Linked DNA regions of Homo sapiens: region 1 is linked to region 2. Evidence: read pairs that join two places in POLR2A ChIA-PET (ENCODE). Cell type or tissue: PC-3. All regions are shown on one strand. Links, peaks and the distances in the headings refer to the core of each region. The heading gives the core; the rest is flanking DNA. Region 1 overlaps GPATCH2 (G-patch domain containing 2). Region 2 overlaps TGFB2 (transforming growth factor beta 2).

What was found. ChIA-PET counts read pairs that join two places held together with the same protein. Peaks named below come from ENCODE experiments on the same cell type or tissue, not always from the same donor. Only the 100,000 strongest peaks of a DNase experiment are listed, where the experiment ranks them.
Region 1: POLR2A ChIA-PET joins it to region 2 with 9 read pairs; 2 of 35 experiments call an interaction of 5 or more read pairs at or near these places.

The regions. Positions count from the first base shown.
Region 1 is chr1:217,480,399-217,484,799 of GRCh38, forward strand. The region is part of intron 8 of GPATCH2 (G-patch domain containing 2); the gene reads right to left. Among named protein-coding and RNA genes, the nearest start is that of GPATCH2, 150 kb to the right of the region's middle. In PC-3, for the core only: no CTCF peak of the experiment used is centred there; a DNase peak (open chromatin) is centred at 2,173.
Region 2 is chr1:218,368,424-218,372,824 of GRCh38, forward strand. All of the region lies in intron 1 of TGFB2 (transforming growth factor beta 2), which reads left to right. Among named protein-coding and RNA genes, the nearest start is that of TGFB2-AS1, 25 kb to the left of the region's middle. In PC-3, for the core only: no CTCF peak of the experiment used is centred there; a DNase peak (open chromatin) is centred at 1,888; H3K27ac peaks cover 1,938 bases.

The DNA.
Region 1 (4,401 bases), core at 320-4,319, 890 kb before region 2:
ACATCACTGATCATCGGAGAAGTGCAAATCAAACCACAATGAAATATCATCTCACCCCAGTTGAAATGGCTTATATCCAAATGAGGTAATAACGAATTCTGGCAGGGATGTGGAGAAAAGGGAACCCTTTAATGTTGTTGGCAGGAAAGTAAATTAGTACAACCACTATGGAGAACAATTTGGAGGTTCCTCAAAAAACTAAAAATAGAGCTACCATATGATCCAGCAATCCCACTGCTGGGTATGTACCTAAAAGAATGGAAATCAGTGTATCAAAGAGATACCTGCACTCCCATGTTTGTTGCAGCACAGTTCACAACAGCCAAGATTTGGAGGCAACCTAAGTGTCCATCAACAGATGAATAAAGAAAATGTACATATACATAATGGAGTAGTATTCAGCCATTAAAAATAATGGTATTCTGTCATTTGAAACAATATGGATGGAACTGGAGTTGATTATGCTAAGTGAAATAAGCCAGGCACAGAAAGACAAACATCAAAACCACAATGAGATATTATCATGTTCTCACTTATTTGTGGGATCTGAAAATCAAAACAATTGAACTCATGGAGATAGAGAGTAGAAGAATGATTACCAGAGACTGGGAAGGGGAGTGGGAGGGTAGCAGGGAGGTGGGGATAATTAATGGGTACAAAACAAATAGAAAGAAAGAATAAGACCTAGTATTTGATAGGACAACAAGTGACTATAGTCAATAATAATTTAACTATACATTTTAAAATAACAAGTCTAACTGGATTATTGGTAATACAAAGGACAAATTGTTGAGGGGATGGATACCCCATTTTCCATAATGTGATTATTATGCATTGCATGCCTGTATCAAAACATCTCATGTACTCCATAAATACACATACCTACTATGTCCCCACAAAAATTAAAGTAAAACAAATTTTTAAAAAGTCAATAGGCAATATTAAACTGAAAACTTTAAGAAATAGCAATATAAATATGTAATACTAGAAATACAGAGGTCAACAGAAGACAGCTAAAACAGTTGAGAGTAGTTTCCTTTCAAGAGTGAAATTAGAGAATGGTAAAGAATAGGGTTGGGGACCACTGTATTTTGTTATAAGTTTATAGAACAATTTAACATTCTAAACTATGTATAAAAATAGTGTGATAGAAAAATTCAACTTAACAAGTGCCTAAGGCCAGGTGCAGTGGCTTATGCCTGTAACCCCAGCACTTTGGGAGGCTGAGGTAAGAAGATTCTTTGAGGCCAGGAGTTCAAGACCAGCCTGAGCACATAGTGAGACTCCATCTCTACAAAAAATAAAAAAATTAGTGAGGCATGGTAGTGGATGCCTACAGTCCCAGCTAATCAGAAGGCTGAGGCAGAAGGATTGCTTGTGCCCAGGAGTTTGAGACTACATATGATGAGCTATGACTGTACCACTGCACTTTAGCCTGAAAGACAGAGTGAGACCCTGCCTCAAAAAGCCCAAAAAACAAACAAACAAAAAACAAAACAAAACCAAGTGCTTAGGAAACATACAGGAAAAATAGAAACAATAATAATACAGTCATCATAACAGCTAACATCCACTTATTTGTTATTGTTTATTCCTTACAACAATGCTATGAGGTAGGTACTACCATTTTCTCTATTTTATAGATAAGTAAACTGAGAGAGAGAGAGAGGGTCAGTATTTTGCTCAGGATCACCCAGTTAGTAAGTGATTAAACTGGAATTGGAAGTCAGGCACCTCAGTTCCAGGGCCTACGCACTTAATCAGTGTACTCTACTCCTTAGATTTCATTTTAAATTTATTCTACAAATATTTTATGCAACAAACATTTATTGCCTAATAGCGCCAGGCACTGTTTTTGGTATTGGGGCTACATGAGTGAGTAAAACAAAGACCATGTATTCACGAAGCTTAAAAAGAGGAAAAATAGAGACAATAGGGAAGACACATAAAGCAGGGAGAGGGGACAGGGTATGATGGTACTGGTGGACAGTGGACCTTACACTGAGCAGAGAATTGAAGGAAATGAGGAGAAAGCCATATGGGTACTTGTAGACAGAGTGTTCTGGCAGAGGTAACAGCAGGTGCAAAGGCCCTGAGATGTGAGTGTGGATGGTGTGCTGGAGCAACCACTAAGAGGCCAGTGTGTCTGGAGCTCACGGTGAATAAGAGTTGAAGTGGGAGGAGATGAGGTCAGGGAGGAAGCCACAAGGGGTGAGTCACATCACATATAGTCTTGTAGGCCAAAAAGAAAAGACTTCAGTTTTTACTTGGAATGAAAGAGAAAGCCACTAAAGATTTTATTTAAAAAAAAATAGTTTGAAGAGTTTTGACAGTTTCCCTATCATCCTGGTGCCTGACATACATAAACTTCAAATCCTTAAAGTATACAATTTGATAAGTTTTGACACATTCATACACACGTGAAACCATCACTATAATCAAGATAATGAACATATCTATCATCCCAAAAGTTTCTACATGCCCATTTGTAGCCCTTTCCTCCCACATCCCCCTGGTCCTCACCCCATGTCTGGGCAACAACTGATCTGCTTTCTTTCACTATGTAGTAGTTTATGTTTCCTAGAATTTTACATAAATGTGTTATGTGTATCAATTCTTCATTCCTTTTTATTGGTGACTGAATTGCTTTCCACTGTATGGATATACCAACATTGTTTATCCATATACTCTCTGTCGAAGTTTTAGTATATATTGGTTGTTTCCTTTTTGCTTTTACTATTATGAATAAAGATGCTACAAATATTTGTATACCAATCTTGTTTTGTTTGTTTGTTTGTTTGAGACAGTCTCATTCTGTCTCTGTCGCCCAGGCTAGAGTGCAGTGGTACAATCTTGGCTCACTGCAACCTCTGCCTCCCAGGCTCAAGCAATCCTCCTACCTTGGCCTCCTGAGTAGATGGGACTATAGGCATGCGCCACCATGCCTGACTAATATTTTTACTTTTTGTAGAGATGGCATCTCACTATGTTGCCCAGGATGGCCTTGAGCTTTAGAGCTCAAGCAGTCCTCCCACCTTGGCCTCCCAAAGTGTTGAGATTACAGGTATAAGCCACTGTGCCTAGACCCCCCATTGCTTTTTTTGGAGACAGGGTCTTGCTCTATCACCCAGGCTGGAGTGCAGTGGTGTGGTGTGTACAAGTCTTTTAAGTATTCACGTGGAATGCATAGTAGGTCTATGTTTAACATTTTAGGAAACTTCAAAACTGGTTTCCAGAATGTAATATAGTACATTCATTTTGTTATTTTAGCTATTCTAATTGTTGTGAGTGATACCTCATTGTGGTTTTACTTTCCATTTTCCTAATGAGTAATGATGTTTAACATCTTTGCATATGCAATTTTCCATTTACATATCTTCTTTGGTGAGGTGTCCAGTCAAACTTTTCCTTATTGTTTAATTGGATTGATTTCTTATTACTGAGTTTTCAGAGTTGTTTACATATTCTTGATATAAATATTTTATAAGATATGTGATTGCAAATATTTTTTCCAGGTCTGTGGCTTTTCATTTTCTGAAGTGTCATTTGAAGAACATAAGTTTTAAATTTTCATAAATTCCAATTTATCAATTTATTCTTTCCTGGATTGTGTTCTGAAGTTTTATCAAAGCAATCTTTGCTGAAGCCAACATATGTTGGTTACTTTTAACCAACATACCAAGTCAATTTGACTGGGTCATGAGGTGCCTAGGCATTTGGTCAAATATTATTGTGTCTATGTCTGTGAGGGTGTTTCCAGATGAGATTAACATTTGAATTGGTAGACTGAGTAGATTTATCTCCTAAATGTGGGTGAGCCTCTTCTAATCAATTGTTTTTTAGAACACAAAAAGGATGAGTACAAAAAGGATGAGTAAGAGGTACCTCTTCCTACCTGACTACTCAGGTTGAACATCAGTTTCCTGCTTTTGGATTGGAACTAAAAAATTGGCTTTTCTTGGGTCTCGAGTCTGTCGACTATCAGACTAGAAGTTACATCACAGGTTTTCCTGGTTCTCAGGCCCTCAGACTCAGACTAGATCTACACCACTGGTTCTCCTGAGTCTCCAGCTTGTCAGCTGAAGATCTTGGGACTTCTCTGTCTCTATAATTGTGTGAGCCAATTCCTTCAAATAAATCTTTCTATATATAATTATTTATATATATATATATATATATGATGCACATATACACGTGTGCATATATATGTATACACATACACATGCATATGCACACGTGTATACATATATACACACATATACTTATATATACACGTGTATACACATATGAACATATATGTGTATATATGTGTGCATAGAGGTGATATATGTGCATATGTATATAAATACATAGGAGGTATAGGTATATATAGGATGGATATATATCTATATCCCATATAGA
Region 2 (4,401 bases), core at 134-4,133:
ACCGTGCCCGGCCTATTCAGCTGTGTTTATTGAGTATTTACTTGTATCAGGCAGCAGTCTAGCTGCTAGTGAATTGAATAGCAAAAATCCTTGCCCATGGGGAGCTTACATTCTGGTGGCATAGGATAGATAATCAATAATAAAGATGAAATAAGAATTTAGAATTGGATAAATGTTTTGCAGGGGAAGTAGAGATTGGTCACAGGGATGAGGATGTGAGGTGTAATTTTATATAAGCTGGGCATGGATGAATTTGTTAAGAAGGGAGTGCATGTAAGCAGACACTTGAAGGATGTTAGAGAGTAATCTGGGACTACCTGGGGAAGGGCATTCTATTCTGTTCCATTCTGGCAGAGGGAATAGCTGGTTCTGTTGTGACATGTTCAAGGATTGTCAAAAGTATCCTAGGGATGAGATTAGAGAGATAATGAGGGATAAGTGATGTGGGGCCTTGTAGGCCATCATCAAGTCTGTGGCTTTTCCTCTGACTAAAACGGAGAGAAGAGTGGTTTTAGCCAGAGGGCCGTGTAGCTGTTAAGAATGGTATGTTGGGCCGGGCACGGTGGCTCATGTCTGTAATCCCACCACTTTGGGAGGCCGAGGCGGGTGGATCACAAGGTCAAGAGATCGAGACCATCCTGGCCAACATGGTGAAACCCTGTCTCTACTAAAAATACAAAAATTAGCTGGGCATGGTGGCATGCATCTGTAGTCCCAGCTACTCAGGAGGCTGAGACAGGAGAATCACTTCAACCCCGGAGGTGGAGGTTGCAGTAAGCCGAGATCGTGCCTCTTCACTCCAGCCTGGGCAACAAAGCAAGATTCCGTCTCAGAAAAAAAAAAAAAAAAAAAAAAAAAAAAAAAAAAAAATGGTATGTTGAATGGCCAAGGTGGAAGTAGGAAATTCAGTGAGGAGGTCTTCGTGATGCATCAGGATGGCACTTGGCAACTGCATTTCTATAGCAAGAATCTCAAACAGACCTGCCTTATGCTGAGTTTTTCCTTTAGCAAACAGTTTGATAGGCAGGCTACAGTGGGTTTTGTATTTAGAAAATGTTTTTCTGTTTGATGGTTTTTAGTTAATAGTCCTTAGTTATTGGCAACTCACCCCCTTCCTTTCTGAGGAGCAGCCAGTTCTGCAGCCTTCTGTGTGTGAAAATAACCCCTTGGGTCTCCCATCTTGTGCTCACGCATGTGGAATGGCAGCTACTGGAGTTCGTACTCGCGGTGAAGCCTAGTCATGGCCGTCTTTGACATGATGGCCAGGGACATGTGGCACTATACCCATAGCTGACCATACTTTGGCCTAGGAGAATGTCAAACTGCCTTTTCCGGTGTGAAATAGAAAGTCAAGCTTGGAAGGATCCTTCTTTGGATCTGTCCAGCTGTGCTCTGCATGCAATAGAAGGGCTTTTGCCTAAACTTTGAAATGAGGTCATAAGCCAGAGAATTTGTAAAACTATGTCTCTTATCAGTCAAAAAGAATTTCTGTGGGACTGAAGTTTGCTTTCTAATTCTTAAGCTTTGAACAGGAAGACTTTACACGGGGATGTTGGTGTTATTTCTTCATCCATCTGTACAAGAAACATGAGTTGAGCCTACTGTGTGCCAGGTGATAGGTGTAAGAAAACTGCATAGATCCTGTCCTCAGGGAGCCTGCACTTAGTGAGGAAGTCAGGCAGACTAAACCAACCAAACAGAAACAAAAAGCCAACCCTGTGGTTGATGACAAGGAAAGCATCTGAGAGGCCAGAAAAAGAATTGTACAACTTGGCCTAGTGGTGAAGGAAGCCTTACTGGGGGAGATGATATTTACCTCTTGAAAGATGGCCTTTGAGATTGTAGTTTGGTAGTCATCAAGCAGCAATAGAAAACTGCTTATGTTTTCTGGAAGGAGATTTGCCCCTTCATGTAATTTCTTTCTCTGTGAGTTTGCATGACTACTGTCTTAATGAGTCATGAAACACCAAGAAATGCTTAGTGTGGTCTTTGAAAAAATTGATGTATTTTTACAAGGGAACAACTTTGAAATACTGAGACTAGAGAATAGGACAATATGGTTACATCAAGTATTTGTTATTCAAAGTTGATATATTCAGAAGACATAATGGGCCTATTGTATATAAACATCCATGTGATGATATAGTATACTGGGACTCTGGAATTTGGCATTATTTTATAAGCTCAGGGTCACTGTCTAGAGCTTTTCTCTCAATCTCAGTGAGTGATAAACAGCACAGGTTTCTCGCACGTTCATATAGATGGCCTTGTGGGATGGCTGTGGCTCTGTTCCATGAGCTCTTTATTCCAGGACCAGGGCTTAGGGAGCAGCCCCTAACCCAGGCATGCTGACCTCATGGCAGAACCAGGAGATGTGGCAGTTGTCTTTACCCACATTCCATTAGCCAAAGCAGGTCACATGGCCACACATGATTTCAGTAGAGTAGGAATTGGGTACAAGGGAGAGAGGCTGTGGGGATGGGCCCAGGGGAGAGGGACAGCCAGCATTTTGAACAAATGATACAGTCTACCACAGTGTAGGTGGAGGAGTTGGGGAACAGGGAAAGGTTTCGCCCACTTTAAAAAAACTTTCTGGCTGGGCGCAGTGGCTCGTGCCTGTAATCCCAGCTCTTTGGAAGGCCCGGTGGGAGGATCACTTGAGCCCAGGAGTTTGAGACAAGCCTGGGCAACATGGTGAAACCCCATCTTTACAAAAAATACAAAAAATAGCCGGGCCTAATGTGGCACGTGCCTGTGGTCCCAGCTATTCAGGAGGCTGAGGTGGGAGGGTCACTTGATCCCGGGAGTTGGAAGGTGCAGTGAGCCGAGATCGCACTACTGCACTCCAGCCTGGGCGATAGAGGGGAGACCCTGTCTCAATCAATCAATAAATAAATAAAAATTTAAAAACAGAAAAGAAAAACTTTCTGTTTTGTGGATATGACATGATTGGATCCACACTATTGCTGTGTCTGTGGGAATATGGGGCACTTTATTGAAATATGAATATTTACTGCATATTTGGTTGGTTTTATAAGACATGCATCATGTTATTTCCCTCCATTTTCATTAATGCCATTCTCCTCCAATCAAGATGAGTTTATCTATTTTAAAAGGCCCTGTTGGCAGTACCAGGTTTCTAAAGCAAGTCCTGATACGTTATATGGAGTTTATGTATGTCCGGCAGACTCTGAAACTCAGGCTTACCTCCAAAGCATGCAGTGATATCTTTGAGCCTTAGGTCCTAGATTGTCACTCTGGTCCTGATATGTCTGGCAGTGTCTGATAGATGTTGTCCACAATAAGAATTCAGGCGAGTTTCCATGAGGTTCTGTAGATGTTTAGCTGTTTGCCAGAAGGAGCATGGCTTTCCTGTTTCTTATCTGTCTTGTGCGAGTTCCATGCCATCTTAAACAGTGTGTACCATGTAGTTCCCTAGAACCCCATCTATAACTTGAACCTTAGTCTCTTGAGAATGACCCACCAGGGTGATTGTTTAGAGCCACGTTCCTACCTGTTGTTTCCGGTGAGCAAACTGGAAAGTAACCCTGCCTGGCATGGGGTGTCTGCTGTGTAACCCTCAACACAGTGACAGTGATCTGCTCTGACCGTCCCTGAGCGTGCTAGGTAGCTCAGGGCTTGCAAGTTCATAAATAATTATCTCCACAGCCTATTCTTAGTAGCAACAGATGCTGAGCTTTTCCAGCCTGCTCTCGGGGTCAGTGGTGGGAAAGAGAAGAAAAAAAATGAAAGCATTGTTTTGCACATGGCTGGACATCTGTATTTCTGAATTGCCCTGTTGTGTGTATGATGCAACTGCTGGAGCTGTTTTGCTGAATGTGAACTTTGTCAACCGACTGGAGTCTAAATTGGTTTTGGATCCCTCTGAAATCTAAATGGTCAGACCATATTTTTCTAATATTCAGCTGGATTGTATCTTTGCTCTGAAGTGGAGCTGACTTCGTATGTGTTCACAGTGGCAGCAGGGGTTGCTTCTCTGTTTTCCTGGTCTGTGTTGTTTGTTTTCCCAAGACTGCTGCTTACCTTGTCCATTGTCTATACTCAGGAGACCAGGAAGGTAACTCCCTATGGAACTGTGGCCACTGGGACTTCAAGGATCGTTAACTCTAGTGTTATTGTTAGGAAGAGAGCAGACTGTTTTTCAGAAATGAAACAGGTGAAGCACCAAGAATAGCTAACCTACTAGGTGCACTGGTACCATGGCAAAGACTTGGACTTGGACTTGGGATATCCAAGCACTTAGGTTCTTTGTTGGGAGCTTTGACAGTCAAGGCTGATGTTTCTGTTTGGTAGCTGTAGTGCAGAGGTTCTCAACTTCACTATGTATCAGAATCACCTGGGGAGCACTTAACATATTACTTATATTACTCAGGCCAGAGT